2 separate regions of the Homo sapiens genome follow, and region 1 is linked to region 2. Evidence: read pairs that join two places in POLR2A ChIA-PET (ENCODE). Cell type or tissue: GM12878. All regions are shown on one strand.

The links. Peaks named below come from ENCODE experiments on the same cell type or tissue, not always from the same donor. Only the 100,000 strongest peaks of a DNase experiment are listed, where the experiment ranks them.
Region 1: POLR2A ChIA-PET joins it to region 2 with 10 read pairs; 4 of 35 experiments call an interaction of 5 or more read pairs at or near these places.

What each region holds. Positions count from the first base shown.
Region 1 is chr14:65,555,582-65,558,081 of GRCh38, forward strand. All of the region lies in intron 2 of FUT8 (fucosyltransferase 8), which reads left to right. Among named protein-coding and RNA genes, the nearest start is that of MIR625, 86 kb to the left of the region's middle. In GM12878, no CTCF peak of the experiment used is centred here; no DNase peak of the experiment used is centred here.
Region 2 is chr14:65,435,863-65,438,362 of GRCh38, forward strand. The region is part of intron 1 of FUT8 (fucosyltransferase 8); the gene reads left to right. Among named protein-coding and RNA genes, the nearest start is that of FUT8, 24 kb to the left of the region's middle. In GM12878, no CTCF peak of the experiment used is centred here; no DNase peak of the experiment used is centred here; H3K27ac peaks cover 775 bases.

The DNA of each region.
Region 1 (2,500 bases), 120 kb after region 2:
CTGAGGAAGATGGCTGTGTTTTGTTTGGGTTCTTCCTTTCTGTGCTGGTGTTCAGCAAATGCTTCTAGGCAGAAGGCTAAAGTGATCATAGGGCTTACTTTTATTGTTAATTTTCTCTCAGACATTACAGTCTTCTTTGACCTTTGCCCAATATCTGAAAACAGTTTTTCTAAATATGTTTTTTAAAGTTTTCTAGTTTATATGTGAGGCTAATCTAGTAGTTATTCTTTCATGGTTGGAGATGGAACTCTGTTTAGCAGCTATTAATAAATGTGCTTTTTTACCTCTGGTATTAGTATAAAACCAATAATTGTAATTGTATCTGTTAAATCTCTTATTTGCTGTAAATTGAGTTTTGTTTTATGGTATGTATAAGAGGTATTAGCAGAATACATAAGGAAATGTGATTAAGACTCAGTTCTGTCCTGCAACTTGAATGCCTATTCTGTGCCCAGGGCTTTCTATAACTTGCTAGAGACAGAAAATAACACATGAAGTGAAGATCAGGCTTTTAACCTACTAGAGGAGGTAGTCATATGTATTAATTATTTATTGCTATGTAACACATTACCTTTAGACTAAGTGGTTTAAAGCAACAATTTATTATCTGTTGGTCAGAATTTAGGGATGGTTTAGCTGGATCCTCTGGCTAAGCTCCATCTCCTAGGTGAGGGTCTTTAAAAAGCCTGCATTCAAGATGTGGACCAAAGCTACAGCTGTCTTGAGGCTTGACTGGTGATGGTGCATTTCTAAGCTTGCTCACGTTCACTGGTCATTGGCGGGATTCAACAACCTTGTGAGGTGCTTGTGGTCTTAGGACTGAGCACTTTAAATCTTCGTTGGCTGTTGTCTGAAGGCTGCCCTCAGCTCCTTTCCACATGGGCCTCTCAGCATGATGGCTGACAGTATGGTAGCTTGTATCATCAGAATAAGCAAGCAGGGACAATGTGAGCAAGACACAGAAGCTCCAGTCTTTTGTAACCTTATCTTGGAAATGAAATTCTGTCACTTTTACTGTATTCTATTTAAGAAACAAGTCACTAGGTGCAGCCAACACTCAAGAGGAGGAGATGATACAAGGGCATGAATAGTGGACGCAGAGATAGTTGGCAACCATTTTAGAAGCTGCCTACAACAGCATGTGGCATATTAATTATATAAAGAATTGTAAATGGGTCTATAAAATAATGTAACAACGTCAATATATACCACATAATAATTTGCTGCATGGTATGCTGAGGTGCCTCACCACTGATGATTATTTTATTTAAGCCTTTTCCAGTATTCTCTGGGAGAGGTGGTATTTATTATCTCCAGTTTACAGATTGATGTTCAGTGAGGTTACCTAGCTATGATGTAGCAGAACTGAGACTCCAGTCTAGACACTGCTGATTCTAGCACCCATACTTTTAATTTCTATGTCTTGTCAGCATTAAAATAAAATTACTTTTTTTGGAGCACTTCTTCTGTGCCAAGCATTATGATAAGTGGTTTATATATGTTAACCTTATTTAAGGCTCGTGGCAACTCTATTAAGTCTCCTTATCTTACTGATATTACACTCGAGCTTCCAGATTCAGAAAAAGTACTTTGAAAAATCAAATATGTTTATTGTTCCAGAGACATTAAACAAATATTACCCAAAGAATCTCTGTAAATACTGAAAGAAATGAATCATTTAAATACCTTAGTACCTTAAAAAGGTGATATCAATCTAGCCTAGGCAACATGCCGAGATTTTGTCTCTCTCTCCCCTTTTTTTTTTTTTTGAGACAGAGCCTTGCTCTGTCGCCCAGGCTGGAGTGTGGTGTTGTGATCTCGGCTCACTGCAACCTCCACCTTCCAGGTTCAAGGAATTCTCTGCCTCAGCCTCCTAAGTAGCTGGGATTATAGGCACCCACCACCATGCCTGGCTCATTTTTGTATTTTTAGTAGAGGCGGGGGTTTCACCATCTTGGCCAGGCTGGTCTTGAACTCCTGACCTTGTGATCCACCCGCCTCAGCCTCCCAAAGTGCTGGGATTACAGGTGTGAGTCACTGTGCCCAGCCAATTTTGTCTCTTAAAAAAAAAAAAAGTGATATCACTAATTAAATAAATTTGCAGAAAGAATCCTGGCACATTTCAGTACATTTAGTATATTTAGTATTTTGCAGAAGGGTACTTTGTGAGTCTTAAGTAGTAATAAATTTATAAATTCTTGAAAGCCCACTCTGAGAAGAAATCTCAACAAACACTGCTATATAAATTTTAGTCAGAAATTAGCTGATATATGTAATTTTTAAATATTTTTACGAATTTGAACTATTTTTACTAATACTTTCACAAATAAGTTGAGTGGTTGTCATATCAAAGGCTGAACATACTTTCTTCAGTTATATCGTTGTCTTTGCAAAGTGAATCTTCTAAATGAAGAAAATAAGATACATTATTTTTTCATGGTTAAAAGGTAAACCATAAGACTCTCTTGGCTGGGTGTGGTGGCTCACATCTGTAATCCCT
Region 2 (2,500 bases):
ATTTTCTTACAATTGACTTTTGGTGTATTTTTATTTTCGTGTGCTTTAAGATATCTTCCCTTTTTTTTTTTTTTTTTTCTTTAAAAGACAGAGTCTTGCCGTGTTACCCAGACTGGAGTGCAGTGGTGTGATCATCACTCACTGTAGCCTCAGACGACTCTGAACTCAAGCAGTTCTTCTACCTCAGTCTCCCGAGAAGCTGGGACCACAGGTGTGTGCCACCATGTCTGGCTAGTTTTTAATTTTTTTGTAGAGACAAGGTCTCACTGTGTTGCCCAGGCTGTAAAATATCTTTCTTGAGCTGGTCCTGATGGCACAAGTGTGTAATCCCAGCTACTCAGGAGGCTGAGGCAGGAGAATCGCTTGAGCCCAGAAGTTTGAGATCACCCTGGGCAACATAGCAAGACCCTGTCTCAAAACAACAACAACAAAAACTTTTCTTTAACATTCCGAGAATGCTTATTGGCTTTAAAAAACAATGATAGTGGCCAGGCACAGTGGCTCACACGTGTAATCCCAGCACTTTGGGAGGCTGAGGCAGGCAGATCACGAGGTCAGGAGATCGAGACCATCCTGGCTAACATGGTGAAACCCTGTCTCTACTAAAAATACAAAAAATTAGCCAGGTGTGGTGGTGGGCGCCTGTAGTCCAGCTACTGGGGAGGCTGAGGCAGGAGAATGGTGTGAACCTGGGAGGTGGAGCTGGCAGTGAGCCAAGATCGTGCCACTGCACTCCAGCCTGGGCGACAGAGCGAGACTCCCTCTCAAAAAAAAAAAAAAAAAAGTTTTTTTCCAAAATAGAATAGTAAATGGCCCTGACAAGGTCTTTGACAAGCATTGGGGTTGCACACTCAACTGTATCACACAATTCCAGGGGACATCATTCACATAAAATTTTTTTTTCTTTTTTCCTACTGGAGTTGTGCAGTGTAGCAGTCTGGGCTATATATTTACAGTTATTATCTAGGATTATCAGTGATTAGGTTCCATGGAAAATTTGAGTACTACCAAATGATGCATTTAAAAAGCATTTTTCAATGTTTCTCTGAAATGAAATTTTTGTCCAGGAGCTAGTTCTGAAGAAATGCCCTACAGGCAGTATGTCTAATGGATCAGACCTGGGAGACATAAAGGCCTATTTCAGGTACTCAACTCTGCCATTTACTGCATGAGTGACCTTGGGCATCTTGTCTAGCTTCTTTGAGTTCATTCTTTATCAGCAAAACAGGATTGATAATCTCTCCTTTTTATAGATGTGACAAGAATTATAAATAATGCATGTAAAATATCTGATGTAGAGCAGACCTCTTCAAGTTGCAACTGCTTTTACTTCTGTTTATTAGCACTTAGTACTGATTAGCCACAGCTTTTTATCAAACAAAAGCTTAGGGTATCAGCAAAGCAGAAAGAAAAGAATTTGAAAAACAATTGAAAGCATTTACTACCTAACATTTAAAAAAATACTGAAGTAGAATTAGGAAAGAAATAAGAATTTATTGGATTAAATGTTAGCTGTTTAGTATTGTTTTTATTTTGTATTTAATAGGGAGAGAATAGAGGGCTATACTATTATATTTTCTGTACTTGGGACCTCCAAAGGTCTTAATTTGGTCTTATCACCACTAACACCACCACTGCCATCTCCATGTCATGCTTGTGTTAAAGAAAGACTTTGAAATACGTCACCTAATGTTTAGGGTCGTAGAAATGCAATTTACTGTTTTGGGACTAGAGTACATGAATTCATATTACTTGACATCATTAGTTCTTCCCAGTAAAATGAGAATATTTGAGGTCCCAGAGTATTTTATAAGGTTTTAAAAACTTCATAATTTCTTAATGTTTTTTTGTTATTACCCATAGTGATTACAATAAAATCCTTAAAACAGCAAGGAAGGAGAACCAAGGAGATTAGATGTGCTTTATGGATGCAAGGAGAGAGGTTTAGCAAGCAATGGAGTAGGGAGTAAAGAAGAGGAGTTTAGCCTGAGTTTCTGGATCTAGGAAGTAATGTAGAAGTCTTAACTGTAGAAGAGTCTTTATAGTGATAGTGATTTTTTTTCTTTGATTTTAAATTATTTCTGCTTTGGTGTTTTCTGTTTGTTGGACATGTTGGTTTCATACCTCTGTATAGTAAAGAGGTTTTAAAACTTTGACCCAAACTATTTTGGCTCACACTTTTACTTCTCATATGGGCTTTTATAATAATATGGAGAGAGGGGATAAGAAGTTGTCTAAAGTAAAATCAAAAGTTGTTTGTCCATTTCCTCTCTCAAGTAAGAATATATCAAGAATATTTCAGTCTAGCCATTTTGTAGCTTGAGATTAGAGAAGGAAAGTTTACATTCACATGTTACCTTCATCTGCCTTTCTTGTCTTTGACCTGTTACAACAGAAATTAGGCAGTTTTTTTTTTCCCCTCACATATTCATTCTCTGCTTCTCTCAAGTTAATGAAACCTAGATAGAGGGCCCAATTGCCACTTGCTGAAAGAACAAAT